Regions from separate parts of the Homo sapiens genome. Here region 2 is linked to region 1. A link is a loop called in an ENCODE intact Hi-C map of the cell type or tissue named here. Cell type or tissue: HCT116. All regions are shown on one strand. Each heading gives the region's core, and the rest is flanking DNA. Links, peaks and the distances in the headings are about the cores only.

Evidence for each region. A loop is a pair of places that touch in the nucleus more often than their neighbours do. Peaks named below come from ENCODE experiments on the same cell type or tissue, not always from the same donor. Only the 100,000 strongest peaks of a DNase experiment are listed, where the experiment ranks them.
Region 2: it touches region 1 in a loop (8-fold over the local background); 22 of 110 quality-filtered maps call a loop at or near these places.

The regions. Positions count from the first base shown.
Region 1 is chr2:191,210,905-191,227,197 of GRCh38, forward strand. No RefSeq gene overlaps it. Among named protein-coding and RNA genes, the nearest start is that of MYO1B, 26 kb to the right of the region's middle. RefSeq lists an enhancer at 9,881-10,050. In HCT116, for the core only: a CTCF peak has its summit at 7,577 (motif pointing right); DNase peaks (open chromatin) are centred at 6,857 and 7,597; H3K27ac peaks cover 1,071 bases.
Region 2 is chr2:191,513,015-191,529,307 of GRCh38, forward strand. It overlaps LOC107985833 (a long non-coding RNA gene), which reads left to right and starts at 3,578. Exons shown (of 3, transcript XR_001739229.1): 1 at 3,578-3,649; 2 at 9,811-9,899. In HCT116, for the core only: a CTCF peak has its summit at 8,807 (motif pointing left); a DNase peak (open chromatin) is centred at 8,807.

The DNA.
Region 1 (16,293 bases), core at 3,088-11,087:
TTTATTGATTCTTGAATGTTACAGTATACTTACATTCCTGGTATAAATTCTACTTTTTCATGATGTATTATCTTTTAAAAATATGATTAAAATATGACTGAATGTAGTTTACTAATATTTAAAAATAATTTTACATTTATTTGTCTTTGTAGTCTATTTATCCCATCTGTTCTTGGATTCTTTTTTTCTTCTGCCTAGAAAACTTCCTTTAACAGTTCTTGTAGAGAACATCTATCTGCTGGTGATGAATTCTCTCAGGTTTTGTTGGTCTGATTTTCTGGATATAAAATTTTACACTGACAATTTTCTTTTTCTTTCAGTACTTTAAAGATGTCAAATCATTTTCTTAGTCTTATGTAGTTTCTGACAATGAGTCAGTTGTTTTCTATCTTTGTGCTTCCATGTCTTCTTTCCCCTCTATGCTTACTCTTCTTTTTTTTTTCTTTTTTTCCTTTTTTTTAAAATTATTATTATACTTTAAGTTTTAGGGTTTTCTGTCAGTGATTTTCAGAACTTTATAATGTGCCTTTGTGTAGTTTTTTGTTGTTGTTGTTGTTTACTCTGCTTGTGTTTGATGCAATTTTAAAATATGATTGTTTATACTTTTCACTATATTTTATATTTTTTAGTCATTGTTTCTCTAAACTTTTTTGTCTCTCCATGTCTCTCCTCTCCTTCTGGAATTCCAATTGCATATATTTTAGAAAACTTGATATTGTCCCACAGATCAATGATACTCTGTTATTTTTTTCTTCAGTCTTTTTGTTCTCCATGTAGTTCATTTTGGATAGTTCTGTCTTCAAATTAACTAACCTTTTCTTCTGAAGTATCTTGTCTCTTAGTAATCCCATGCAGTAATGTGCATTTCATGTATTATAGTTTTCACTCCTAGAAGTTTAATTTTGATTTCTAAAATATCTTGTATTTATCTTCTTATCATTTTAATGTTCACATTGGGGACTGCATTTGGAGTCTCATACCACAAGGCTCAGTTTGGGCTTTTTCTCCCCACACTATGGCCTGGAATCTCGTTCTGAAATAATCACAGAGGTTACCCTGACTATTGTTCAGTGTCTAAAAACCATCAAAGTATATATATTTGCCTGTTTTTTTAGTGATTTAATGCAGGAGGGCAACCCAGTCCCTGTTACTTCATTATAGCCATAGCCATCATTTGGGAAATATATTTTTGCTGGGTATAGAACTCTAGGTTGACAATATTTTTGCTTTCAACATGTTAAATTATGTTTTGATTTTCAGCAGGTTAGAGATGTTATCTTCTGGCTCATGGTTTTGACAAGAAATTAACTATTATTCTGTTTCCAGTGACTTTTATCCCTGGGAATAGGCCAAATTTTCCTGCTGCTTCTCATGTCTAGTATTTTTTATTGGATGCTGGACATTTTTGTTCTACATTCTTGTATGTCTGGATTTTGTTTTCTTTCCAATTTCTGTCTCCTCAACTTCATGAGATCTTTGTACTTTGTTTGGATTCTCCTACCTGTGGCATGGTCCAGAGTGTGTCTCCATATAGAAAGCCAGAATGATCATAGGACCACTTTATTTGATTTCTTTTCCTCAGGGATCACTTACATGTGCTGCTTATTTTCCAATATCTGAAGGTATTGTTTTTCTACATCATGTTCAGTTTTCTAGTTGCTCACAGTCAGAGTGCAAGTTCAGTACCAGTTACTATGACACTTTTGCCAGAAGCAGAAATTTCATTACATTATTAAAAATAACTATCCAACTAAAAGCAAATAATAAATAAGAGTTTCCATACATTAACCAAAGAAGAGTTTGTCATGAAGCATGAATTATCATTAATCCAATCCCACACCCCTGAAGTCCTTTTCAAAATAAGTTTTTTAAAAAGCAATTTCACATTTGTGTTTCCTAGTATTGCACACAATGCTGAAAGCCCACATCTTTAGCAATATATAATTTTTGCTACAACACACAATTGTGGGGCTGGTATACAACCTTTATTTTTCTCTGTCATGGCCTAATTCCCCTAAGTATTATAAAGAGGTATTATATAGAATAAGAGTATTTGTTATTTGGGACAGACTCAACGATTTCTGGACTAACTCTTCCAGAAGGATAAGGGTGTACTATGAACTAAGTTTTCAGAATTTACTCCATGCTCACACTATTCTTTCTCCCTTGCACATCTCATGTCATTCTACTTCTGTTAAAGTTCCATCCCTTCTTCAATATTCAGATAATATGTCACCTCCTTTATCTATCCTTTTCTTGTCAATATATTTAAATCAAGACTTAGCTTTTTCTCCTGTGTTTCCAAATCTCTTTGTTTGTGCTTCACATGGGATATTTATCACATTCTAATTTGTTTTGTAATTATTTATGTACATGTCAAGTTTTCTCCCCAGTAGGTTGTGAGTTTATGAAAGGCAAGGACTAAATCTTAATTTTTAGGCTGTTCCAGCACTTGTACTGTGCCTGTCAACAGTGCTCAGTAAGTCATTATTGAATAAATGATGGAGGAAAATAAAAGGGCCTACAAGACAATCTTCCCTTAATCCACTGCTTTTTCCTAATCCATTGAGTCTAGTAATGCAGGCATCACTGTTCTCTGAATGTGTGCTTCAAAGGTCAATGCTCCTGATGTGGCTGAAGCTCATGCCAACTTCTCTTACTCTGCATTGCTGTGGAGAGTGACTATTCACTGCATTGGTGGTAAGCCTTCATATTTTTTTCTCCCTTTCTTCTGTTATATTTCTCTGCTAGTCCCCTACCCCATTTCCAGTATCCCTCAATCACTAAGGGTCTGAAAGTTTCTATAAGCTAAGGTTATAGATGGCAGTTTCCAGTAGTTTCTGTATGCATACCTACCCATGGAGAGTGGGAGTGTGTGCGTTTCAATGATATTTTTTCAGTCCCTCTTTGGTGCAGCTTCTAGCATTGAGCATGCTGGGCTCAGTGGCATTTTGTTTCTTTAATCTTTCTTCTCTTTAATGTGCTTGTTTACTTGTCTTTGACCACACTCTGATTATTCTTTGGAAGGCTAAGTGAGCTGAGGGTCATGAGTGCAACTCAAGCAGAGGAGGGCTTATTAATGCACTTTAGGCTATTAATTGAAATCAGTTCCTCAGCTGTTTATGGAGAAACACCTTCCCAATATCATGTTCTGTCCTACATACTGGACATGCCAAGTTGAGTAAGCATCGGTTTTAAGGAATTTATTGTTTAAATGGAGAGATTGATAAGCAAACAGAAAGTGAACATATGGTGCCAGAGTACAATAACAAAGGGTGGGTAACAAAGAGGATGCCCTGGAAATGTAAAGCGGAAATAACTCTGCCTGAGGGAAGTAAGTATGGCGTGTCAGTATCTTGGAGAAGGTTATGTCTAAGCTGGGTCTTCTAGTATTAGTAGGAGTCCATTCAACAGAGAAGTATAGATAGTTCAGTAAGAAGATATAGAATGTGCAAAGGCACAGAGGCATGAAAGATTATGATTTGTGTGGTATGTTTGGGAGGATGGCAGTGAGAGGAAATTGTTGGGAAAGTGAACCTGAACCAGACTTTGCACTTTTTATGGTCTAAGAAATATGCATTTGTTCCCATAAGCCAACCTTTCCTAATTTTTGGTCATATAATTTCCACTTTCACATATTTGTACAATATCTGTACCAATGTTTACTTAACACTTTAAAAAATCAACTTTAACTCACTTCACTTAAAATAGTTTATCAGGCAATATTGGATTATTTTTAAAAGGATGGATATCACATATATGAATCAGAATAGTAGAACGAATACTTGCAAACTCATTATTCAGTATAAGAAGTAGAACGTTATTATCCAACTTAAGAATGAAAACATTTCATTGCTTTATTTGTATGATTCTTCCCTGTGTCATCTCCTTGTCTCCCCTAAAAGGTTAGTACAATCCTATACTTTGTATTCATTGTTCCCTTGCTTTTTGAAGAATTGTCTTATTTCATATGAATATATCCACTAACAGCATATTGTTTAGCTTAGTTTGGTTTTGAATTTTAGATTTTGATTTGTGGCAGCCTTGTGGAAAAAAAGATGGGTACAGGAGCAAGCCTGGAGGAAGGGACACCTTGCAGATGATTGTCAGAATTAGAATCTAGAAAAGACTATGTTTTGAAGCATTTAGATTAAGGAGGGGAGAGCGATTAAGCAGGGAAAGTGAAGAATGGCTATGATCTATTTCAAAGGCAGAATTGCTGAAATCAAGGAATTATTTTAAAGTAATATATTTTATTTAGTAAGAGCTCCTTTAGAAACTGCCCTTTATAATGTTTCTTATGGCAGAAATATGAAAGTGTTTGTTTAGTTTATTGACACAAATAGTTTGTATTTTGACCTTTGTTGTGCTAGTGGTTCCCTGTGTTTTCCAGGGAACAAAGAAAAGCAACTCATAGGTCTTCATCCTAGAAGATCTGCACGGTGACTTTTAAAGACTAGTAGGTAAAAGCCATCTTGTGTACTTTTGAAGAGTATTCAAGGTGTGGTATTTTATGATCCAACTAGGCAGCTGAACCAATATGCAGATCTTGGTTTTTTAACTATAAAACAAGTCTTTCTCCCTAGGCCATGTCTTGAATTTGTTTTTTAAGCTCACCACACCCAGCTTTTCCCCATATTTAGTTTTAAACAAAAATCTCACCATATTTCTGTAATTAATCTGTACAATATTGCTACTGTTTTCAGAGTAACTTTGGAAAGCCCCAACACTTTGGGCAATATCTGCAAAATGCAGTTAATTTAATGCTATCTACATTAAGGGAGATTTTAAACTTTAAAACAAGAGACTGAATTAGCCAGTTTTATTGAGACTAGAGCAATTAACTTGTAATTTATGGTTGGCTCAAAAAGGTCACTCACTAGAAGTGGGTGTCTGGGTACTCCCCAAGTCCTCAAGCTGACCTGGATTGGGCAATTTGAGCAAAGCAGAATGGTTTGGAAGAAGCATTCTCCAGCCAAGAGGACACTCATGTTATTGCCAATTAGACTTGGAAACTGGTTCAACTTGCTGGGTCAAAAACAGCTAGACAGCAGGAGTTTAAAAAATACAAAATGATCACTTGTGAAAATGCAGGTGGAATACAATAAATGTCAGGTTAATTTAAGCCATCTTTGGAGAGTCAATACTCTTCTCACTTCCCAAAATCATTATTTAATTGAGCAATTTCTTTAGTTCAAACCAGACTGGTTGTTGAACAAACTGTCTTACAGACTAGGAAACCCAGTCGCTAGGAGATAAAATGTCTAGGATAAATTAGCATCATTCAGCAGTAGTGGGATTCAAACAGGCCCCAGTGGTTCTGCATATCATCACTTGGCTGTAGGCCTCTTAGACTATTTAATTCCATTAAACTAACATTTATTTAGTGCCTATTATGTAAAAGTTCTGTACTCAGCACCCTGATAATGCCACAATGCTTTCCTAAGGGACTGGGCAATTTGGGGAAATGTCAAACAGTTTATAACAGGGTCCTCTATCTATTCATCTCCCCCAAAGCTGAACTGATTGGAAAAAGGAGGGAGGGTGTGGGTCACTGTGATCAGAGAACTTGATGGTTGTGACTCCGTTGTCCCATTCTCCCCCGTGGAAATTTTCAAAAACTTGGGGTGGGGAGCCTAGTGAAGAAAGGGATTTGGTGGTTTGAAGGATTTTAAAAAATGAGATCTTAGCATCTATTATTTGATCCTAGATCTATGACCTAATCCTAACAAGACATAATGCATTCGGGATTTAGTGGCCACTTTTATGGGTTGGCACATATTTCTTCTGCATCCCTATTCACCCAGCCATTAATTTTATTTTAATATATACTTGTACTCTGGCATTTTCTCCTCTGAATATTTTATTTGTATTTTAAAATTTTTTAACCTCCCGATGATTGATGGGGAGGAGGGGAAGGACAAGACACGAAGCAGACAGATAAGCTGACAAAAATGACAAAAAAACCATTTTAATGTTTAAATCAGAACAGAAAGCTGTTTATGAGTTGTGATCTATTGTTTGGTACTGAAAAGTAACAGAGGCATAATTAAATCTTTTACCCAATGCTTTATCCAGAGAGATCTTTTCAGAAATTTGGGCAGTATTTATCTTATAAAAGCAACCCTGTTTTTTTTTTTTTATGGAAGTCATTTATATGACTTCTATGATTTATATGACTGGTCATTTATATGATTGTTTAGCTTAGTTTGGTTTTGAATTTTATTATAACCATGATATCTGGACCTAAGGTCCCAAATTGAACCTCTCAATATCCATGGCATTGCAAGCATGACTATGCATGCAGTGGGGAAAATAATATAATGTATTTGCATAGGTTTTTTTTTCCTTTTTAAAGCCCTTTCACATCTACTAGTACATGAAATTGTGCCACTTACTAAAATTCATTGTTAATTTCATTTTTCTAATGAATATTTGGCCACCATCCTGTAGACCAGGTTATAGATGCTTCACCTATTACCTGAGGGTTTTGTTTGTGTATTTGTTGAGCTAACTTTTTAACTAAAAATTTTAAGGTCAAAAAGTACATTTGGTGGTCTTTTTATTGGGAGCCCAGACTGTGAGAAACTCTTCTAGAGTCCTCTCTTAAAATCCAGATACTCTTTTGAAGGATTATGTAACTAAGTAATAGCTTAAAAGGTAATAGTTAATATCTTGGCATGTATTAGTTGGCAGTTGTTGAAAAGGAGAGGAATTTTAGGTGGTAAAGTAAATTACCTGGAAAGGGAGGATGCCTCTGGAGGAGGGGGAGCATTAACCACGACTACTAGGAACAAACTCCACCTCTCCAACTACAACTGTGACCTCATCTCTCACTAACCTTCCCCATAAAACTGCTTAGTCACCTCTGGTGGCAAATAAAATCTGTCTCTAGACTCTAAGTTATTTGGGGGGATGAACCCTTGTCCCTCACCATTGCTTTCCAGCCTGTCTTAGCATACAGTAGAGAATCAGGAAATATATGTAGAATAAATGAAAACTTTAATCCATAATTTGATGCCTAGTTGTAATATTTAAGCTTCTCTCTTGTGCTATCTTTGTTTTCAAAAGGAATAATGCTGGAGCATCCCAGAAATCGAAATGTTTATCTTTGTCTTAACCTCTAGAAAGGAATCCCATTTTTCTGTGGGATAATAAAAATAATAGACAACACTTACTGAATGCTTATTGTGTCCTGGGCACTGTCCCATCATTTTATACAGTCCCTCACTACCAGCCCATTTTACAAATAAAGAAAACATGGCAGATAATTTAAGTCTACTTGCTTATAAGTTTCCTCTCTTAGTGTTAAAAAAGACAAAGGTGCTGAATGGCGATGACAAAAAAAGTCCCTTCTATTTGTTTTTAATTAAACTTCATTGTAGACTCAACAAAAATTAAATGCAAACAGAAAGAGAAAAAAAGAGGAATTCATCCCTCAGAAGCCCATCACAGTGCCTAAGTTTATCAATGCATAACAGTCTATTTAGTTCATTCCTACGTGGATGTTTATGTTGGAGCTACATTCACAGTTAAATACGTCGTATTGTGGAGGAGTTAAGATAGCGCAAAACTATGTCCACCAGGTGGCACTCATCCCTCTAGATGAGGGGCAGAAGTTGAGGGGGAAACACTTCTGATTGTGTTGTCAGCACCCTTGGCAAAAAGATTCAAGTACTGACCTTTAGTTTCCTGGGCCTACAGCTTTTTATCCAGGGTGAGTTGAGGAGCTGTCAGACACCCACAAGTGCATCCTGCCTATTTTGCTATAAAGGAGAGGAAGTTCTCAGCTGCATAGCAGTACGGTGTAGTTGATGGATGTAGGGTTCTGTTTCAAATCCAAATTCAAATACAGGTTTCTTCAAATCCTAGGCCTACCAGTCACTAGTTGTATGACTTGGGCAAGTTACTTAACCTTTCTGTGCTCCAAGATCCTCATGTGTGAAATGGGGACAATCACTATACCTACTTCATTTTCAATTGCCTGGTTTAACAGTCCTCTCTGCTCACAGAGGGCCCAGATAAATGTTCTATGAAATGGAATTAATTATGTGACCCTTTAGTAGCTGGGCATTAAAATGCAATTAAAATTTTACTTGGCTCAGAATATATGATCAAAGAGATGAACTTGAGTTTCAGGCTTTTTTGTTGTTATTGTTTTTTTATTTTCTAGAGATGGGGGTCTCACTCTGTTACCTGGGCTAGACTGCAGTGGCACAATCATAGCTCACTGTAGCCTTGAACTCCTGGGCTCAAGTGATCCTCCCACCTCAGCCTCCCAAGTAGCCAGAACTATAAGCATGAACCACCACACATGGCTAATTTTTATTTTTTGTAGAGATGGGGTCTTGCTATGTTGCCCAGGCTGGTCTTGAACTCCTGGCCTCAAGTGATCTTCCCACCTCAGCCTCCCAAATTGCTGGGATTATAGGCATGAACCACTGCACCCTACCAAGTTTCAGTTTTAAATGGTAAAGTAAAGCTATGACTATTTACTAGATGTAGATTACTCATAAGAGCAAGAAATATTGATTTAGCCTCTCCAGTGAGCCAGTTTAGTCACTTCTCTAGGTGCTTTTGCTGCAAAGATGAGCAAGACAGGTCCTATCCCCACTCCCATTAAGCATATAATGTAGCAGGGAAGATAAATAAATAATGACATAAAAGTAAACAATTACAAATGTACAAAGGAATGTAAAGTAGATGGACCTAACCTAGTATGGGGGGTTAGGGAAGGCTTCCAAGAGGAAGTGGTTGTAGAGAATCAGGTAATGAAGCAAAAAGAAAGTGGGTAAGCATTCCAGGCAAAAGAACTGGCATTTGCACAGGTCTTAAAGTGGAAAAAAGCCTGCTAAAATCAAATACCTGAGAAAAGTCCAGTGTACCTGAAGGGGAGAAAAAGTGGGACAGAGAGGCTGGCAGATGGAGAGGTTACTTACTGGGCAGGAGGAAGTATTAAAGGGTTTTAAATGGAAAAGTGACATCAGATGCTGTTACTCTAAGAACTGCACTTTTCAAGAGGTCATTATGCAACTTGGGAGGCTGCGGTGGGAGTATAGCTTGAGGCCAGGAGTTCAAGACCAGCCTGGGCAACATGATGAGAACCTATCTCCACAATTTTTTTTTAAATTAGCTGGGTGTGGTGCCACATGCCTGTAGTCCCAGCTATTTGGGGTGGGGGGCTGAAGTGAGAGGATCGTTTGAGCCCAGATGTTTGAGGCTGCAATGAGTTATCGTCATGCCACTGCATTTCAGCCTGGGTGACAGAATGAGACCCTGTCTCTAAAAACATTAAAAGAAAAGATCATTATGACTGAAATGAGGAGATAAAGAGGCTAGTTTGGTGAGGTAAGACTGTATTGAGAGCGTCCAAGGCAAAACCTTTTGTATTATTTCAGCCTGATTATGATGGTAGCCTGAACCAGTGTGGCAGGAAGTAAATGGCTTTGAGAGACTCTTAAGGCATGTGGACTTGACAAGATTTGTTGATTAGATGTGTGGAAGGGAGGAATCTAGGTATCTGACTTAAACAAGAGTGTTGATGGTATTACCATTTCCCAAGACCCAGAGAACATTGGAGAAATAGCAGTTTTGGAAATTTAAGTTAATGTGCTCATTTCAGGATAGGATGAGTTTGAAGCCAAAGACATATTCAAGAGAAACTGTTAAGAAAGTACTTCTATGTATGGAGCTCGAAAGGAGACTGGGGTTGTTTCAGTAGATTTAGGAGTTGTCACCATAGCTATAAATTGAAGCATGATGAGACCTTCTAGGGAGAAAGTGAAGAGTGAGAAAAGAAGATGTCCTGGGTCACAACTCTAGGGAACCTCACCATTTTCTACATTAGTAGAGATGAGGGATCAATACTCAGTAATGAAAACAGAAAGAATAGTCAGAGGTGCAAGAGCAAAATCAGAAGGCTCAGTGCCCTCCCCCAAAAATAATAAAGAAAGAGGAAGTGGTCAATGGTATTGAAAGCTCCTGAAAAGTCAAAGATGATGAGAACTAAAACATATTCTTGGTCTTGGGGACAAGGAGGCCATTGGTGACCTTAGCAAGATCAGTTTCTACGGAACACTAAAGGCAGAAGCCAGATTGCAATGAGTTGAAAGGCTAAATGTAACGTGAGAAAATGATGATGATAAATGCTGAATATAGTTGGATTCATTCACTGACACATTTTTATTGTGTGTCTGCTCTGTGCCAGATGCTCTGCTACATACTGGATTTGATATGGTTAGGCTTTGTGTCCCCACCCAAATCTCATCTTAAATTGCAATCCCCAGGTGTTGAGGGAGAGACCTGGAGGGAGGTGATTGGATTGTGGGAGTGGTTTCCCCCATGCTGTTCTCGTGATAGTGAGGGAGTTCTCATGAGACCTGATGGTTTTATAAATGGCAATTTCCCCTGGGCTTTTCACTCCTCTCTCTCCTGCTGCCTTGTGAAGAAGGTGCCTGCTTCCCCTTCCGCCATGACTGTAGGTTTCCTGAGGCTTCCCCAGCCAGGTGGAACTGTGAGTCAATTAAACTTCTTTCCTTTATGAATTACCCAGTCTCGGGTAGTATCTTTTTAGCAATGTGAAAATGGATAATACAGAGTTCTTCTGGGTGGATGTCATAGAAACAATACTGGGACAAGGTAATTTCGGATATTAATGAGAGTGGTTTAAGTGATGGCCACAGGATCTTAGCTAGATAGAGAGAAAAGTGAAGGGATCAGGGACTGACGAGTATTAGACAATAGAGTGAGGAAGCTACTGGAGGTGTCAATAAACTTAAAGAACCAGAACTCCTGGAGTAATTGCTACAACCATGGAATAGGAGGTTGTGTCCAGAGACTAAGATTTCTGAGTTCTTGATGTGAAATGTTGATGTGGCTCTAAGAATGGGTGGCTGAAATGAAGGAGAAATGATGACGCGGCAACCAGTTATCTCTTAAAATGCAAGTCTGGATATGTCATGCTTACATATAAAACTTTCCAGTTGCTCTGTGGAAAAAGATTTTTTAAATCCTTAACATGGTCTATAACGCCTGCTCATTCCTTCTGGCCTCGCCTCATGATGCTTCTTTCCAGTCACTGGTCTTTTCAAGGGCTGTTTTCTTGGCCTAAAATACTAACGCCCTCACCTAGCACAAAAGCTTTATCAAGTTAACCCCTACTCAACCTTCAGTCTTTAGGTATCAGCTTAATGTCACTGCCTCAAAAAGAGCCTCCTTTTCCCTCAGAGTGGCTCCATGAACTTTTCCTTCACAGCAATCATTATAAGTTATTTGTGTTTGCGTGATTTTTAAAAAAATATTTTTGTGTTTCTCCCACAAATGTATAAGCCCCAGAAGAGTAGCAGTTATGTAGGTTTTGCTATTTGTTATTTTCCAACAACTAGCACTGTACCTAGCACATAGTAGGTGCCTAATAAATAATTGTTAAATGAATGGACAAATAAAGGGGTTAAGCAATTTGCCCAAAGTCATTAATTGAACCTACTAAAAGTAACATTAATATTTATATTAATATTTATAAAATATATTCATTAAACTTTATGCTTCTGTGACATTTTTCATGTATGTCATAATGGGTGAAGGACACGAACAGATACAACAGGTAGTGAAGAAGACAAAAATTTAAAGAGATGGTGATAGAAAACAGGAAGGAACACATCTTGGAGGTTTGGAGGTTTGCTACGCCCTGAAGTCTCCCCTGGGGTTTCTGCCACGGAATGAGTGTTGTGCCAGAGCCAGATGGCCTCTTCCACAATTACAAGAGGCCTTATTCTATTCCGGTCTCTCCTTCTGCCTGACCATTGTGGAAACTCTAACCACATGCAAGCCTGTACACAAGCAGTGAGTGCAGAGCAACCCCTGCACTTTCTGAGTATTGGCTGCCAGACTAAGTGAAGAGAAGGTCAGTTTCTCAGCAGGCCCGAGCCTGTCTCAAGTCTAGACCTGCCCATCTCTTCTGTGAGTATATTGAACATTCATTGGTATCAAGATGGCTTAACCTACTAGCTGAGGATTTTGTGTGTATTTTCTTGTAACCCTATGGCCTTTCTTCCATTTTGCAGCTAGACGATGGGCCATCCACTGGCTCAGAGAAAAAAAAGAAGTGTTTCTCTGACTTGAGTTCAAATATATAAAGCCTACAGGGAACAAGGCATTCTCAGGAGAAGTTAGTAGATTTGAGAGGATACGCAATGACGCAGGAACAAGATTTCCCACTGCAAAGGATCATTTGATGGGTCAAGAGTAGTAAGTGTCCCTGACTATCAGAGGGGAAATAAAAACCATGAGCTGCTGGTTTGTTTTGGCTGGGAGACAACAGTAATCTCAGGAGGGAAGTAGAGATTGCTGCCCCTAGTTGCACAGAGAGCTTGAAGAGGCTTCAAGATGTCAGAATAGAAATGGCTATGGGGTGTGGCTATGGAGTTTGTCTAGATGCATGGGCCTGAGGCTGCCTCACAGAGTGCCCCCAGCCCAACTTGATGTGCATCTAGGGAATGATTCCTGTATGCTCATGAAGAACACAGAATTGCTGAAGGCCCTTGGATAGCCCCTCAAACCCCACCCCAGGCCCAGTGACATGCTGGGGCCTCAGGAAGAACTTTGTCAGCAAGGACAGTCACTGGACCAGAAGGAGCCCTTTGGATGGGTGCAAGGCCCATCCAAGCAGCAGTCTGAGTAGTTCAATCCCTGCAGGCCAATGGGACAACAGATCTCAGTAGATGCCAACTTGGATACCTGTCTATTTTTCCTAGCATTTGATCCCCTCAAACTTAGGCCTGACACCATGGAAAAAGAGAGAGGGAGGTCTTTAAATTGCCTAGGATTACATTTCTGCCACTCAGATGAATCTAAACCTGATATGAATTGTAGACATTCACTATTTTCTGTATTAAAGAAATGCACCTTTTTAAAATTAGAAATGGACTCATATTTCTTGCCCACTTGAGTCTGTGGACAGAGATTAACATTCTACACACATATTGCTAGTTATTTTTTCCTGCATTCATGTCTGGTCTCCAGAGCTAGACTGCAAGATATTCAAGGCTCCAGAGTAGCCCTCTTTTCTTTCTACTAAGCACTTTGTACATAACAAGACACATTTTGAGAGAAATCCTATGGAATAGGATGTGAATAATTGTTTTGTTTATACATTATTAACTAGAACATCAGTTCAAGGGTTTCTCAGCTCTGATTTCATTTATAAGTTGTACAGTTTTCCCCAAGTATTCATTTTTCACATTAAGAAATAAATATTGTCAAGCACCACCACAGGCAAGGTCTTACTTCTACCTCTTCCTGGGGATGTAGTCCTTGTCCTCAGGGAACTTGTTATTGGAGATGTAGACAAGTTGTAGCTGATTGCATTGAACATGCATTGAGTTTAGGACAACACCTAGGAGGTTTTGTTGCCTGTTTTGAAATACATGGATAATCTGATTGCAAAAGTGATAAATGTTTAATTGAGAACACTTGCAAAATATAGAAGTAAACAATTGTACCCATAAACTCAGAACCTGTAAAATTAGAAATAATCAATGTTAACATTTTGGTGTATATCATTATATATGCCTCATAAAAGTGTATCATGATCTATTGGAATTTGTTATTTAAAGAAATCCCTGATATACTACAGTGAATGAGTGTGTGTGTGTCTGTGTGTGTGATTTTCATTTTCTCCTGAAAATGGGAAGATGTTATTATTAGAGTTTCACTGACCAAGTGTATACCATGACCAAATATAGTACACAGGTGAAATAAACTTGAAAATGTATTGCAATTAAAAAAGGTTGAAATTCAGGTTTCTGGCAGCTGGGTAGGGAGGGAAACCAAATAAAATATATACTTGAATCTGATCCGTGATATATCCATGAAAATAGTTCTGTTGATTAACTCAAATGTCACATCCTCACTGACGATCTCCTATAGTCCCTCAGGCAGAATTAGCCAGCTAGTCCTTCAGTGCTCCCAAATATTTGTGCTATCTGTATACAATAATATATTCATTATTTTAATAAAATAATATATATTATTATTTATATGTAATATTTAAGGGAAGAAGAGTAGTGTTATGATTAAGAACATAGATTTTGGATTTAAACAGCTGAAGTCTAATTCCAGCCCTGCCAGCCAGCTATGTGACCTTGGACAAATTATTTAGCCTTTCTGAACCCATTTCCTCATCTGTGAAACAGTAATAATAACACCTACTTTATGGAGTTGCTGTGAGAGCAAAGTAGGACAGTATTTGTAAAGTGCTGACCCACCCCAAGACAGAAAGTCAATAAATAATAAGTGTAATTACTATTATTACAGAACTTGCCATATTGCATTTCAATGACGGGTTTAGGAATGACTCCCTCTTTGGACTGTGAACACCTAGACAGCAGGCCCTGGATCCTGGCCTCTGTCTTTCCTAGCAGAGTAGCTCATAAACAGTAAGCAATCACAGGTGTTTGCTGGAAGATACAATAGCTATGGAAAGTGCCAGACCAAATGCTTCCCCCACCCCCAGAGTCTTGTATAATTACTGAGCTATCTAGAACAAATTCTAACAGCAAAATATTAATTCTTACAATCAACATTATAGAAGGTCATTTCTATTTTTAACACAAACTAATATTTACTGAGCACTTAATATGTGCCAGGTTTTGTTCCAGGGCTTTACGTTTTATTTAAACTACTTTATGAAGTGGATATTGCATCTTCTTTAACAGATTGGGATACTGAGGCCCAGAGAGGGTGCTGTGAACTCTGTGATTCCTGAGATTTTGTTAAGGTAAAGTCCTGGCTCTTTGTCCTTTCCTTTAACTACCGAGGCAGGAGGTGAGGTAGAAAAGCAACCATATATTTTTTTTTTTCTTTAGTAAAACATTTTGCAGAGCATCTCTCTTTTCTTTTCTGGAAAAACAAACAAAAGAAATTCTTGCTTCACTCATAATTTTACCCCTGCTGAGGGTTCCAAATGAGGTCCCTGGAAGGATTTCTCTCCTGCAGAGCCCTGTTCAAGGATGCAAATGAAGGTTACTGTACTCCACTGAGAGTCAGAACCATCCCAAGCAGTAACTATTTTTATTGAGAGGGATTTGAAATAGGCTTTTAATACAACATTAAAAATACATAATTCAAATCTCATCTGTGTGCATGAAAACAATGAAATCACCTGTGAAACCATAACATTATCAATAAGCTAAATAAAATTGAGAGTAGAGGACATTAAGAATTTAAAAACAAACTTGCTCTCAAAGAGAATATTTTATCCCATATGATCCATACTGCTATGTTCATGACATTTATCAATTATTGTCCATGTTGCCTACATGAGTGAAAGATATGTTTTTAAAATTAGAAAAGCCTTGGAATTACTTCAAGTAAGCTGATTGGAATCCTTCCAGATTCCACATGTGTTCCTATTGACCAGAAGTCTTCTGCCTTGGGAAAGTATTTTTATTTCCCTCTGCCGTTCTAGATGTCCTACAAAGACCTGTATTAGGATGGGAAGCATTTTCTGAATCCCAAAGGAGTCCCCCCATTTGCCTGAAAGAGACAGCTAAACCATGTGTTGAGAGAGGCCATTCAAGAAGATGATGTCTCAGAATAATTTTTTCAAACATTCTATGCATACTTTCTTCATTCAGAGTAACAGTTGCCATATGATAGATAAAATGTGGTTCTAAAGCGCATCATATCATTTTTCTTCTTCATACATCACAAAAGATGCAAAAAAATAAAAATGTCCCGTTTAAGAGAACAACTGCCTGGTACCTAGCCTATTTATTCTTTAAAATGTTTTCTTAAAGTTTACCTCCAGAATTAGACACAGAAACAGCAGAGGCCACTACACTGGCTTGAGATCAATTGCTACTCTTCTCTGGGAAAGTAAATTAATTAAAAGGAAGTGGGGAAAGACTAGGTCCTTGAAATATGAATTCTGCCTGATTTTCACTAACATTCCTGTAACAATAATAACCTAAAACACATTAAGTAGAAAAACTACTTCCATCTAGTGAAAGTATCTTCTGATGTACTAATAAGAATTATATGTGAACTATATGGTAAATTTTTAGGCCAATTAATCATAAAGGTAGTTGGTGCCTGCTCAGGAGTGCTTTCTGTAGTAAAACAGGCAGCCCTTCCCTGGAAAAATACTTTGAGAAATACTAACATTGTGGAACTTTGTTCTGGAACTGAGAACAGGATTTCTCCGGCTGCAACTTTTGGAGGGAGATGATGTTTGAAGGGACGAAATGAGAAGTGGAGTGCACTAAGAATGGCAGGTAATGCCTTCATTACACG
Region 2 (16,293 bases), core at 3,820-11,819, 300 kb after region 1:
TCATTCCGTGGCAAAATAATAATTGCTAATTTTCTTCTTCAGAGAACCAGAGCTTTATCAGGAATAACATTATGCAAATCACTATGCAAATGCCAACCAGAAAAGTACAGTATCTGGAAAAAAAGTTCAGATAAAACCTTCAGAACACATCCTAAGTTGGCTGGAAAAAAGAACTGAACATTTTAAACTATAAGGTCACCATGGTAGCAAAGGGAATTTATTACTAATAAGAATTTTGCAAGAAAGCTCTGCACTTAAAATAAAAGAGGTAGGGCATGCCTTCATATTTATTCTAGCTTAATTTATTTATGACATTATGGTTGTCTTTGCCAACTGTTAAGTCCCCTTGGGGTGGGACTCTTCGTTGTTTGTGTGGTGTCTAATGGTTCAAAATGCTTCATGTTCAAACTTCTGAGCTTAAAAAAAATCCTCTATTTTTTCTACTTTCTATATATTTTCTTATCATTAGTATTTTAAACTTTCTCATGCTGAATCTTGTTGGAAGAAAGTTCATGGAAATACTATAGAGAAAAATGCTCAATTCTTTCAAAACATAACTTTTAAGGTATTGGTAAAGAAATTGTGTCTTTTGGGGAGGCCGAGGCAGGCAGATCACGAGGTCAGGAGTTCGAGACCAGCCTGGCCAACATGGTGAAACCCCGTCTCTACTAAAAATACAAAAATTAGCTGGGCATGGTGGTGGGTGCCTGTAATCCCAGCTACTTGGGAGGCTGAGGCAGGAGAATCATCTGAACCCGGGAGGCGGAGGTTGCAGTGAGCTGAGATCATGCCATTGTACTCCAGCCTGGGCGACAGGGTGAGACTCACAAAAAAAAAAAAAAAAAAAAAAGAAAAGAAAAAAGAAAAAAACAAATTGTGTCTTTAAAAACTATACATTATTCCTCAGGACACACCCCTTGAAACACCTGGAAAGAAGCCTGGTTTCAGCATAAAAGGAACTCCAACACTGTTTATTTCACGTGTGAGATATGCGTATATTCAATGACCAAATAAAGGAAAAGTTATTATTTAGTAAGCTTTTTGGTAATAAACAGGAACTTTTAAATTTTATTCTGTCTTTTTAAAAGACCAATTATTTAAATTTAAGAGAAGAGTATTTGAAAGGCCTTCACTTTAAAATTTACATAAGTAAAATATATACCCAAATCTGACCAATATGATAGCCAGAGGAAAACAAAACCCAAAGGCCTGCCAGGCATGGTGGCTCATGCCTGTAATTCGAGCACTTTGGGAGGCCGAGGCGGGCGGATCACCTGAGGTCAGCAGTTTGAGACCAGCCTGGCCAACAAGGTGAAACCCCATCTCCACTAAAAATACAAAAATTAGTCTGGCGTGGTGGCACATGCCTGTAGTCCCAGCTACTTGGGAGGCTGAGGCAGGAGAATCGCTTGAACCTGGGAAGTGGAGGTTGCAGTGAGCCAAGATTGCACCACTGCTCTACAGCATGGGCGAGTGAGACTTCGTCTCAAAAAAAAAAAAAAAAAAAAAAAAAAAAAGGAAAAAACCCAAAACAAACAAACAAAAACAAAATCCGAAGGTCTTTTTGCTTTAATATCTCACTTGCCCTGACCTCAAATCCCCAACATAAAATCCCTTTCTATGATGCAAATCTTCTGTCAGAAGGTGTGGACATACTGCACTAGAGTCAATCAAGCTGGGCTGCCCACATCTGAATCATGGGGTGCTTACTGAAAAACGCAGATCCTTGGGCCCCACCCAGCTCTACCGAGTCAGGACCACTATGTCTGTGTGGCCTGAGATTTGCATTTTCAGCAGAGTCAGCACTCTAAAGTGCTAATATTATACCATGAAAAATTAGGAAGGGCTAATTTATGAGTTCCCTTATAGAGGCCCCTTCAGGAAGGAGACAAAGAAGAGTTTTATAACGGGAGGGTAGGGGTGGTGGCAGGGGGCGATGGGCCTCAGGGAGAGTTCAGAGATGGAAAGGGGATCAAACATGGAAAAGATAGAAGGTGGAAGCTCTTGAAGAAAACTTCAGCGACTTAACTCCTTTGTCCAAGGCTAGACAGCCACAGAACTTCCTGGGGTGATAGAGCTCTGTACCCCACATCCCCAGGCTTTGGTGTCTCATGACACTGAACAGAACCCCAGCTACTACCTACATTAATTAACAACTGTGAGCCTCAGTTTTCCCATATGAACTGGGTATAAAGTAGAGTTTTGATGAGGATTAAAAGTAACTCAACCAGGAAGATAATTTAACATGATGGTTAAGGGTGTGGTTTTGGAGTTGGGCTTCCAGGCTTCATGTCCCAGCTCCAGCATTTACTACTTGTGTGACCTTGGCAGGTTATTTAAACTGTTTGCACCTCAGTTTCCTCATCTATTTACTGATGCTAAAAAAATTAATATATAGCCCTTTTTTATATAATAAAAAAATTAATATATAGCTAAAAAAATTAATATATAGCAGTTGGGGGGAGTAGGGGTTAAATGAGAAAATACATGTTACAAATCTGTAACAGTACCTAGCATATAATGAGCAAGTCAATAAATGTTACCACCTCTCATCATTATTTCATATATAAAGCAGCTGGCACCTGGTGGGAATTTAATAAATGATAGCTATTATTAGTAGAAATAATCACTCCTGGCTTCAAGACAGGCCAAAACCCTATTACATAATCCTGGCTGAGTCCCCATGCCTTGTTCGTAGTCTGTCATAACAGTGCCATTGAGGTTATTTGGGATAACATGTGGTTAGGACAGTTATTGTGCAGTGGTATATGCACATATAACTGAGCAGAGAGGTTTCTGAATGTTTTATGAAGGTGTGTGGGTGGAGGGGTCGAGTGCCCTGGGGAAGCTGCAGGAGCCTCTCTCCCTCCTTCTGCTTGGAGAACCTGGCAGCTGTCGCAACAGCAACAGCAGAGAGATGGACCTTTTGGAAAGTAATGGACACACTAGAAAAATATTTGAAAATCCATGACCTGTACTTATTTGATTCAAAGCCTATCATAGGAAAAGCCTATCACATTCCCTCAGGAATCTGTTGTTGTTATTTGCCTGCTCACCACAGCAAAGACTACTTCTTTTTCAAGACTTGAAACAATTATAATATATGTATATTTTTTTCTGATGGGCACTGTGTTTTAAGCTCTCTGTTCTTAAAATTTACAAATTTGTATTTGCTGCCCAGTTCTTTATTCTTTGTTGCCACATAAATCCTGCAATCTTGGTAGAAAAATAAAGAATACAGGAGAGCTGTTTGACCTTTGCTCCTTGCTGGGCATTGGTGTCATTTATAGTTATTAGAGTGGGGACAGAACGGAACTCATTGATGACTGAGCGGGTGGGGAGAGAAGGAGGAATGGCAAGCGGGGAAGGGAAAGGAGAGGGAGGAGAACACAGATTACTACAAGAATCTCATGTTGTGCTTTCACTTTGGGCAAGTATAACACTAGTAGTCCTTTGTGGGAGCTCGAAAAGGCACATGGGGGAAATAAGTCTCTGGAATAAACAGTATGACCTTGGCTGCATGGCTCTACTAACTTGGTTTTGCAGAACTGAGATAAATGGATACTAGTGAATTTGCATCAATTCCATTTAAGGCTTTAAAAAGACATATGGATAACATTATTGGCTACAGACCCTTAAGAAAACTAAGGTAAGTTCCTCTCAAGGCTCAAGCTAAGTCTTGTAGCGGGTAAAAATAGAAAGCCTTAGGCTGAAAAGCTGAAGGTCTCTATGTTACCATTGCTGAACCATTGGTTTACTGGGCAGTAGGGCTGGGGATCAATCTAAAAACCTGTCAAGCATGGTTCTTTTTAAAAATAAAACAAGGCCAGGTGCGGTGGCTCACGCCTATAATCCCAGCACTTTGGGAGGCTGAGACAGGTGGATCACTTGAGGTTAGGAGTTCAAGGCCAGCCTGGCCAACATGGTGAAACCCCATCTCACCTAAAACTACGAAAACTAACCTGGCATGGTGGTGTGCGCCTGTAATCCCAGCTACTAGGGAGGCTGAGGCAGGAGAATTGCTTGAACCCAGGCGGTGGAGGTTGCAGTGAGCCAAGATCGCACCACTGCACTCCAGCCTGGGTGACAGAGTGAGACTCCATCTAAAAATAAAATAAAAATAAATAAATAAACACATAAGTAAAACAGACAGCCTGCTTGTTCTCATGGAATACATGACAACAGTAAGCAAACGTAAAAATGCACAGCATAAACCACAAAAATTTTAATTAATAAAAAATGTAGTAAGAGAGGAAGTAAGAAGACTTGCTGTCAGTGTAAATATTCTAAAAACAGTGCTTCTTTAGATCAGGCTAAAATTAATGTCACTACTAAAGTTTCAGACAACTTAGTAATTTGGGCTAAGAAATATTTATTGAGCACCTACTTTGTGCTGGATACTGTGCTATACCATGGGTATATAGTGATAAACAAGGAGATAGAGGCTGGCTTCAATGTAAGGACCTTACACTCTAGTGGGAAAGATTAAAAAACAAACAAACAATGATGCAAATGCAGGACCCATAATGCAAGAGTACATGGCACTTAATAGGTGTCACTTTGGGAGCCCTCTACTGATAGCTACAGAGAGTGTAAGCTGTTTTCGAAGAATTAATGATCAGAGAGATCATCTTGAAGACAGCATTTAAGTTGGACCTTAAAGGAAGCTTAAAACTTCAACAAAGATGTGGAGGGGAAGTTCTTCTCAAATGAGGCACAGCAATGGTGGATACCTCTGCTTAGCTGGGCTGCAGGGTGTGTTTATGAGAGAAGTGAGATGCCAGCTGGTGTTACATTGAGTGGTTTGGACTTCATGGAGAAATACTGAGCCACCAATATTTTTGAGCAAGAAAGTGACGTGATCAAAGAGATAATTTAGGAAGCATAATCTGGTCGAGTTGGGCAGAAGGATTGTCAGGAAGGGGGTTGGAGGCTGGAGATCAAACAAAAGGGTGAAGTCAGAGGCTCAGTGGGAATGATCCAGTCCAAATAGGATATAATCCATTGAAACAGAAATGAAAGAAACTGTTAATAGTCAAGTTTTATGGTTTAGAAACTAAGATGTTAGTAAAGAAAGTATTTGATTACCAGCTTGACAGTGTCTAGGTAGCTTTGCTACATTCTGAGACTACAAACTGCTTGCTCCAATCAACTCAGTAAAAATAACTGCATTTCTAATATTTTTATTGTTCAACTAGATCCTCTGTGACAGCATCTAAGGGGAGCATAAACCAAAACCTAAAAATACATGCATACCATTTAGTCTGTTTTAGGAACATTTTTGTACTTGTGTGTGTGTGTGTGTGTGTGTGTGTATTCAGTAATTTCTGGGCGAGGAGCTTAGGTAGAACAAATCAATTTGAAAATGGCAATGTTAGCCTTGCCAAGGTTGGCTTTTTAAGAAGATTATGAACCATTATTTGGGAGGTTATTCTATTTTTTTTCCTGAAGTACAACTTCTTATTCCCGAGGAAAAATATTAAACATTCTGATAATGAATTATGTGACAGACGAGACTTACAGCAAGCTGTTCTGCAATTCGTGCCACAGGAGAGTGCTGTTACCTGTGAACAGTCTGACAGACTACAGGAAGAACTTGGCTTAAGTCTCTCAAAGAAAGAAAGAAAGAAAGAGAAATTGGAAAATGAAGTTTGAGATACTGGCTTTAACTTACGATAATAATGGGTATTCAAAATGGAAAAGAAAACTTGGAATTTTGAGAGGTGTGGAAGGGAGAGTTTAAGCATATGATACAGGCTACTTCAATATATATCATTCCTTATTCATTGATGCTGTTGTTCCCCTCTTTTCTCTACAAAGAGTTACAAACAAGAGAAAAATTAAAGAATTGACAACCAGGGCTTAGCCACTTGGTCATAGTCCATTGTGCGAGCATATGCTCCATATAATATTTATGAAGGATGATATTTGTAATTGGTAGGAAAATGATCTAGGGTGCTGCTATGAATTAGAAGGTGCATGTAATTAGGGATCTATTTCCCTGAGCAATTATCATTTTACAGGTAAAGGTCTGGTCTGTAATCTGAGGTCATTAACTCTTAAATACAATGCTGCTAAAGAAGTCTTCAGAGTTTTCACTCTCAAAGAGGCTGTCTTGAATCCTTCAATTTAAATACGGCTTTCCTCCCATTGTGCTCTTTTTTTTTCTTTTTTATGTGTCAGATGTACTCTCTTTTCTAGAAAAGAATTATCTATTACTCATACTATTTGCTTAACTCTCTCTTTTCCAGTTAGTTGATAAGTTTCATGAGGCTCTATATCTAGTCATCTAGCTGCGACCTCCTCTCTGAGCTTCATATTTCTTTTCTTTTCTTTTCTTTTTTTTTTTTTGAGACAGAGTTTTGTTCTTGTTGCCCAGGCTGGAGTGCAATGGCACAATCTTGGCTCTCCGCAACCTCCCCCTGCCGGGCTCAACAATTCTCCTGCCTCAGCCTCCCGAGTAGCTGGGATTATAGGCACCTGCCACCACGCCCGGCTAATTTTGTATTTTTAGTAGAGAAGGGGTTTCTCCATATTGGTCAGGCTGGTCTGGAACGCCCGATCTCAGGTGATCCGCCCGCCTCAGCCTCCCAAAGTGCTGTGATTATAGGTGTGAGCCACCACACCCGGCCTGAGCTTCATATTCTACATCCAGCTGCCAACTCAACTTTTCCACTTGGATATTTAATAATCACCTCAAATTTATCATGGCCCAAACAACCCCTCACCCCAAGCAAACCTGCCTCTCCCGCAGACTTCTCAGCTGCAAACCCAGTAGCCATCACTGACTGCTCTGTCCTTCACACGCTATGGCTAGCCCATCAAGAAAGAAGTCCCTGTCACTCCAACCTTCAAATATGCACTGAGTCTACCTGCTTCCCATCATTTCCACTGCTACAATCCTAGTACAACCACCATTTTATCTCTGCCATTACCTTTGCACTTGCCTCCTTGGCAGAGGGATACTTTAAAAGGGGAATCAGTTCAAACAGAGGGATACTTTAAAAGGGGAATCAGTTCAAACCATTTCCCTGCTTAAAAAACTCCAGTGGCTTCCTATTACAGTCAGAGTAAATTCTAAGCCCCTTACCCAGTCTGCCAAGACTCTGTGGTATCTGACAGCATCTGTCACTTTCTCCTTTATTCACTTCGGTGGGCCAGTTGTAATAGCCTTCTTTTAGATTCTTAGAGAAGCACAGAGCCCTTGCAAGCTTCTTTGTAGAACTTTCTCCAGATCTAGTCTGCCTTATTTGCCATAGTATCTCCAGTACTAGAAAGAGTGGCTAGAATGTGGGAGACACCAGGCCGGGCACGGTGGCTCACCCTGTAATCCCACCACTTTGGGAGGGTGAGGTGGGCGGATCACCTGTGGTCAGGAGTTCAAGACCAGCCTGACCAATGTGGAGAAACCCTGTCTCTACTAAAAATACAAAATTAGCCAGGCATGGTGGTGCATGCCTGTAATCCCAGCTACTCAGGAGGCTGAGGCAGGAGAATTGCTTGAACCCGGGAGGCAGAGGTTGCGGTGAGCCCAGATCACGCCATTGCACTCCAGCCTGGGCAACAAGAACAAAACTCCTTCTCAAAAAAAAAAAAAAAAAAATGTGGGGGACATCAGTACTTGTTGGCTAGAGGAATGAATAAAATTAGCATTGTGGAAGTCAAATATTATAGTCAAAGTATTATCAAGACCAGGGCAAATCCAGATCACCTAGAAAACTGAGAAAAATGGAAGAAGGAGATGTTATATATATGAGAAGAGATATATATATATGAGAAGGTTTATACAGAAGATATGTCTTAATATGATAGGAATCCATTGTATTCTAGAGATTATGTTATCATAAGAAACAATATACTAACAGTTTTCATAATTCTTTAATGATAATACTGAAACATTCCTTAAGACAAGAAGAGGTAATATTTAAAAGTACATTCTAAGTCCATTTGTGCCTGATTTTTGCGTAGACGACTCATAATAACAAGTATTTTGCATATAAATTTGAATGTGGGAAAAGTATAGGGGCATTGCAAATGAGAAATGTGACTATTCAGTGAACGTTTGAATGCGTACTGATGTAAATGGTGACAGCATACAAGACCACTTTCCAAATCAAGCCCCAAGTCAAATGCCTTTTTAAATGAAATTAAATGTAAACAAAATACTAGTTGCAATGTTGGACAACAAAATTATATAATTAATCTTCCACCTTAGGCTATTTCTTTGTCAATAGCACAATCTTCTACTCTTTCACAAAGGTCTGACAATTGACTTCTTCTATGGTTGAAGAAGGCCTGTTACCAAATGAGCAAGCCTATTTATTGTAGAATTTAATTCAACTTTCTTGCTTGCCCATTAAGAAACACATACAGAAAACTTTCATAAAGAAACCTTTTAACTTTTCTTCCCTAAGGATTGCTATTAAAAAGCACACCAAAGCAAGGAAGATTTGAGCTATTTTAAAATATGTAACCCATAGTAATGAATTAATTACCATATAATACTTAAAGCTTTGATTATTCGTACATGAGAGCTTCCATTATTAATGATTGCTTATGAAATTAATCTTTCTAATTTCCATTATGATTCAAATTAACTTGATTAGTTGGTCTCATGATTCACATTTCTATCAACCTCTACTTTTAATTTCTGAAGCATGAAATGACATAAAATGTCTTTGGGGGGAAAAGCACTTAAAATTAAGATTTTACTTTGATGTAGTAAGTAAATGAATTGAATTAGATGAATAGCAATTGAACTTTGTTTTCATTCACACACTGTCCTCTGGTGTTTAAATGTCTACATTGCATGTTAAAATGAGAACCCAAGATCAAATGCAAAAAGTTAATAGCTTCTTGCACTTAGGAAGGTCCGTTTAACTTTGTGTTTGGTCTAATAATTGTCTGCCCTATCAAGATTGTGAGTAAATGGATAAAAAATTCAAATGACTTGATAAAAACTAAGCTCAGTGCTTTCTAATAATACAAACTGCAGGTTTATAGAACATATATTTATGCTGACAGGATACAGACTACCTTTTTAAAAGTGCACATGGAGATTTCTTTTAAAGTGAAATCATTCAGTACTAAAGAGTTCACTTCATTTCCCCCCTACATTTTCTCACTTAAGACTCTTCACTAGAGGTTTTGACAAAGGAGAATTTAGTGATGGTCTAGTGCAGCCATCAGGAGCAATTAGGCCCTGAATCAGGGCTTCGTGCTCATTTTGGAATTCTGTAATCCTAGCAAATATTTCCCAATTGCTTTAATTTGATCATTTTTTCCAACACCTTCTCTCTCTTGATTTAAATTGAAACCAGAGTTAAAATTTTCTTAATGTTTTTTGTTTCAATTTAGTTTACAATTTATATATGTGTGTGTGTATATATACACACACACATATACACACATATACATATGTACATATAAATACACACACACACACACACACACACACACATATACCTTACATGTCTCATTTTAAATCTTTTGGATTGGCTGGAGTCTGGGCTTGTGGATTTCATTGTTTTTTAATTTTTTGAGCAGTCTTTTGCCCCATTGTCTTCTAAGTGATGACTGTAATCATGCTGCCTTTTCAAATGTCATGAATCTAATTTTATTTGTTTAGTAGAGTTGACTGAGGAAGCCTGGTGAGGTCCATGACCAGGGTCTGGAAAATGATAAATGTTAGCCTCAGGGAATTTATCATTTTATGACAATATGTTCACTGAGGGAAAGTCATTCCAAGTAATTAGCATGATGCCGTCAGGGAAAAGCTACTTTTTGAGAGCAATGATTTTTTTTTTGCAGGTAAACGTATTTATCTGAAGCTGGAAGAACACTTTCAGACATAATGGGAGCATTCCCTCATGGAGCATGAGGGTGGCCTAAATGACCTTGTAAGTGATTGTTGACACGAGGAGTCTGTGACCCAGAATATGGTTTTATAAATTTCCCACCGCAGGGCACTGATGAACGACACCCAGCAAAACCTGGACACGTGATCTCCAAAACATGGGAAATTTACGCTTGGAGTGATTTATGCCCAGGAAAATTAGGACTAGCAATCATTTGATGCTGGTTCTTGGAGGACCTTAAAGGATTTAAACACTGAAAAATGAATGCATCATACAGGTCACTGCCTCAATATATTACAGCCCTGAAAATTACACTGGGATGTTCTGTTTTTGAAGTCTCATGAGGGCAGAGGGCATCCCTGGCTTTGCCCACTATCAAATTCACTGCACCTAGCAAAATGTCTGGCATGTAATAAGCATTCAATAAACATTTGTTGGAGGACTGGATAGTGAAATTTGGCATGGTAAACCAAAACTATTCAGATTATAATATTTTAAACTTTCCACTATTGATTATCTATCTTTTGTCTGTCTGTCCATCCATCCATCCATCCATCCATCCATCCATCCATCCATCCTTATATCTAGAAAAAAGACTACTCTGAAATTTGTGAGAACTAATATGAATGGCTTCATTTTTTATAAATAAAGGACTTACACCGGTCAGGCGCAGTGGCTCATGCCTGTAATTCCAGCACTTTGGGAGGCCGAGGCGGGCAGATAGCTTGAGCTCAGAAGTTTGAGGCCAGCCTGGCCAACAGGGTGAAACCTTGACTCTACTAAAAACACAAAAATTAGCTGGGTGTGGTGTCTTAAGCCTGTAATTTCAGCTACTCAGGAGGCTGAGGCAGGAGAATCATTTGAACCCGGGAGGCAGTGTTTGCAGTGAGCTGAAATCGCTCCACTGCACTCTGGCATGGGTGACAGGGAGAGACTCCATCTCAAACAAACAAACAAGCAAGCAAACAAACAAACAAACAAAAAACTTACTAAAGTCTTTAGCTAAAGACTCAACAAAGAAGTTTAAGAACAATGCCTGCTGCCTGACTGGCATGGATGAAGTCACTGTGGCTTGAGGTCTGGTCCTCAGCTTGACAGATTCAGATCCTGGATTTTGTGGCTCAATTGCTGATGTTACTATTACCTCAAAAATTTGCTATTACTACCAATAATAGGTTTTTGTTTGTTTGTTTTTTTTTTTTTTTTTTTTTTTTTGAGACAGGATCTCACTCTGTCACCTAGACTAGAGGGCAGTGGTGTGACTGTAGCTCACTGTAACCTTGAATTCCTGGGCTCAAGTGATCCTCCTGCCTCAGCCTCCTGAATAGCTAGGACTACAGTTGCATGCTACCATGCCCGACTAATTTTTAAAAAATTATTTGTAGAGATGAGGTCTCACTGTGGTTACCCAGGCTGGTCATGAACTCCTGGCCTCAAGTGATTCTCCTGCCTTGGCCTCCCAAAATGCTGGGACTACAGATGTGAGCCACAATATCCACCTAATAGGTACCATTTATTAGGGGTTTAATAATCTGCCAGGCTCAGTGTCTTAAATCTATCACCTTATTTTATCCTCACAACAACTTCCTGTGATCAATTTTATCATTGCTATTTTTTTTTTTTTTTTTGAGATGGAGTTTCACTGTTGTTGCCCAGGCTGGAGTGCAATGGTGTGATCTTGGCTTACTGCAACCTCTGCCTCCCGGGTTCAAGCAATTCTCCAGCCTCAGCCTCCCAAGTAGCTGGGATTACAGGCATGTGCCACCATGCCTGGCTAATTTTGTATTTTTAGTAGAGATGGGGTTTCACCATGTTGGTCAGGCTGGCCTTGAACTCCTGACCTCAGGTGATCCTCCCACCTTGGCCTCCCAAAGTGCTGGGATTACAGGCATGAGCCACCGCACCCGGCCATCATTGCTCTCATTTTTATAGATGAAGAAACTGAAGTTCACAATGGTTAAGTAATTTGCTCTAAATTACACAGCTATACTGAAATAAAAACAAGAAAGCCAATCTTACAATAAAAAGAATAGAACTTAGGTATTACAATAAAGACATTTTAAGAAATACTTTCAATATAGTCAGAGAAAAAGAAACACCAATTCAAGGTTACAAAAATTGTAGTTTAGCTTAAATATCCAGTCTTCTCAGTGTGTCTCTGTGACTACAAACCCAAAAATCTACTTCATGAATGTGAAGCCCCGGTTCAGTGGCTACCTCTGCCTCTCGATAAGTCGTGGGATATTAACTGTTTCGGAAAAGGCAGCCCTGAATCTTCCTTCGCTACTGGAAGGCCACTGACTGCTTCCCTGTCACTGCTGTAACTTCTCAGTCCTTTATTCTGGCCAGACTGGGTATGGACCCCAATCTTTGATTAGCTTTAGCAACACTGTGGAGAGTAACATGAGTTGGATAATGTGGCTTGCCAGATACTGTTTGCATGCTTGAGCTTGGAGCCATCAGTAGGAATGTGGTGTAGATTCAGTCTGGGCCTGTCTCTTTGTTCAACTTTCCTTAACTCTTACTATTTAGGAGGACGCTAAGCACTCTAACCCCAGGCTTATTGTATTAGGAACCCCCTGGGTTTGGGTTCAAGTATCTTTATTTAAAAGCTTCCCTAAAAGACTCTTATTTTTTATTTTTTTATTTTTTAGACAGAGTCTCGCTCTGTCACCCAGGTTGGAGTACAGTGGCACAGTCTTGGCTCACTGCAACCTCCGCCTCCTGGATTCAAGTGATTCTCCAGCCTCAGCCTCCCAGTAGCTGGGATTGCAGGCGTGTGCCACCACGCCCAGCTAATTTTTATATTTTTTAGTAGAGATGGGGTTTCGCCATGTTGGCCAGGCTGGTCTCGAATTCCTGACCTCAGTTGATCTACCTGCCTCAGCCTCCCAAAGTGCTAGGATTACAGGCGTGAGCCTCCGCGCCTGGCCAAGAGACGATTATTCTAAGTGAGGTAACTCAGGAATGGAAAAACCAAACATCGTATCTTCTTGCTGTTATGTGGGAGCTAAGCTATGAGGATGCAAAAGTATAAGAATGATACAACGGACTTTGGGGACTTGGGGGCAAGGGTGGAAGGGGGACTATAAAAGACTACAAATGGGATACAGTGTATATTCCGTGGGTGATGGGTGTACCAAAATCTCACAAATCACCACTGAAGAACTTACTTATGTAACCAAATACCATCTGTACCCCAATAACCTATGGAAAAAAATTTTTCAGAAAAAAAAATGAAAGCTCCCTCAAGGATTCAGAGCAACTAGATTGTGGAAACACAAGTTAAAAACCTTGAAATCCAGGCCTGAAAGAGTGAGGTCAAGGGACAGAGTGGGGAGAGAGCAAAGGTGTCCCCTGCAACACCACCACCCCTGCCTAAGACATACCCAGTTACCTAACAGACACCTTCCTCTTTCTGTGATGACTGACACCAGGAGGCTCCCTCCCTCCAGGGAGACCAGACTAACCAAGACCTAAAGTCATCTTTACTCACAACACCATTCATACAAACACTTCTTTGGGAGAAAATCATACAATGACCGTCATCATAATAGTCACTGACCACTTACTCTGTGCCTGGCATAGTCTAAGTGCTTACAGATATTATCTCAATTAATAGACTATATATGTATCTATATTGATATATATGATTGTATACATAGATTATTATACAGAGATACACGGATTATGTAGATATAATAACTTATGTGAGGTCAGGGTAGGGTTTTGGGTAGGGAGAGAAGTTGTTTTGAGACACTAAATAATGAAAAATAACACTATTTCCTTGTTTGTTTCCTTTTTATGTGCCTCCCACTACACTTTGAGAATAGTGAGCTCAGGGACCATGTCTGTCTTACTCACTGCTCTATACCATGTGCATATTGCAGTGCACGGCACACTGGAGGCCCAAAGATATGTATCAAATGCATGAATAAAAGGGAACTAAAATGCTGATAAAAAGTGTACTTTTACACTGATAAAAAGTGTATTTTTTGTGAGAAAACCTAAATGGGAAACCAGATTACATTCAGATTCAGAGCAAAGAAGGTTATTTGGAAGATACTGTTGGCTGGTAGCACCACACAATGATGCCATCCATCTCTTTGACCATTTCTGCTAAGAGGGATTGTGATCAGCGCACCCTCTTTCCTGAACATAAATGTGTTTTTGTTTTGTTTTTAAATAACAACTTTATTTACATACTACACAATCTACCCCTTTAAATTGTACAATTCAGTGGTTTTAATATATTCACAAAGTGACACACCCATCACCACTCTCTAATTCCAGAACGTTTTCATCACCCCAAAAAGTACCCCTTAGCAGTCGCTTCTTATTTGCCCTTCCCCTCAGCCCTTGGCAACTACTAATCTCCTTATTGTCTCTATGGATTTGCCTATTTTGAACACTTCATATAAATAAAATTATATATGTTCTTTTTTGTCTGGCTTCTTTTTGAACTTAGCATAATGTGTTCCAGATTCATTCATGTTGCAGCATGAATCAGTACTCCATTTCTTTTTATTCCCATGTACTATTCCATCATATTGACATACTGCATGTTGTTTATCCACTCTTGAGTTGATGGACATTTGAGTTGTTTCCAATTTTCAGCTACCATGAATAGTGCTGCTAAGAACATTCATTCACATATGAGTTTTTGTGTGGACATGTATTTTCATTTCATTTCTAGACATGGAATTGCTGGGTCACATGTAAAACTATAGGAACTATCAGACTGTTTGGTAGAGTGCCTACATCTTCTTAACAATCCCATCAGCAATGTATGAGTGTCCAATTTCTCCACATACTTTTTTTTTTTTTTTTTTTTGAGACAGAGTTTCGGTCTTGCCACCCAGGCTGGAGTGCAACGCCATGATCTCCGCTCACTGCAACCTCTGCCTCCCGGGTTCAAGCAATACTCCTGCCTCAGCCTCCCAAGTAGCTGGGATTACAGGCATATGCCACCACGCCCAGCTAATTTTTGTATTTTTACTAGAGATGGGGTTTTGCCATGTTGGCCAGGCTGGTCTCAAACTCCTGACCTTAAGTGATCCGCCCACCTCAGCCTCCCAAAGTGCTTGGATTACAGGCATGAGCCACCTTGCCCAGCCACCATATACTCTTCATTACTTGTTATTATCTTTTTAATTTCAGCCATCCTAGTGGTATCTCATAGTGGTTTTATTTACATTTCTCTAATAAGTAATGGCATTGAACATCTTTTCATGTGATTATTGGCCACTTATATCTTCTTTGAAAAAACATCTATTAAATCTTTCATCCTTGGCCAGGCGTGGTGGCTCACCCTGTAATCTCAGCACTCTGGGAGGCCGAGGCAGGCAGATCATGAGGTCAGGAGTTCGAGGCCAGCCTGGCCAACATGGTGAAACCCCGTATCTACTAAAAATACAAAAAATTAGCCGGGCATGGTGGTGGACACCTGTAATCCCAGCTACTTGGGAGGCTGAGGCAGCAGAATCACTTGAACCCGGGAGGTGGAGGTTGCAGTGAGCCAAGATCGTGCCATTGCACTCCAGCCCGAGCGACAGTGCAAGACTCTGTCTCAAAAAAAAGTCCTTCATCCATTTTGTAGTTGTATTATTTGTCTTTTTATTGTTGAGTTGTAAGTGTTCCTTATATATTCTGAATGCGTTATTGAGTTTATGATTGCAAATACTTTTCCCCATCTTATGCATTGTCTTTTCACTTTCTTGGTGGTATCCTTTGAAGCATGAAAGTTTTAAATTTTGATGGTGTCAAATTAATTAAGCTTTTCTACTGTTACTTGTACTTTTGGTATTGTTCTTAAGAAACCATTGCCTAATCCAAAGTCAAAAAAATTTACGCTTATGTTTTCTTTGGAAAGTTGTATCATTTTAGCTTGTACATTTAGGCCTATGATTGATTTTGAGTAGATTTTTATATATGGTATAAACAAAAGTGGTTAAACTCACGGAATTCTTTCTTGCTGAAACTTCCAGGCTCAAAGTGGACCTTTTTTTTTTTTTCTTTTTTTCAGTTTACCTGATCTTTCTTCAGATCTGCAAATCTCTTTTACAAAGTCTTAATTACTCAATTTCTTTGTTCTGCTCTTCTGGTATGTTGACAGAGAAGTAGGCTGATTACTTCTGGAGATTGATAACTATGTTCATCATGTGTTGACTCTTTGAGAGAAAATGTAGTTCCAGGTTCTTTGGGGTGGGGTTAAGGGTGGGATGATCTAACAATAATGGTTTCCTATATGCTTACCATATAGAACAGATGGTTTCAAACTTTTGGGTATGGTGAGAGTTTGTAAGTTTGTAATGGTAGAATATATAGCTTTGCCTGAACTAAATTGAAAGCTATAACCAAGAAAATAAATATCTTGGTAGCTCTTCACTTTTTGGGATCTTAGAATAAAATTTGGTCTTAATGTTAACTCAAAGTT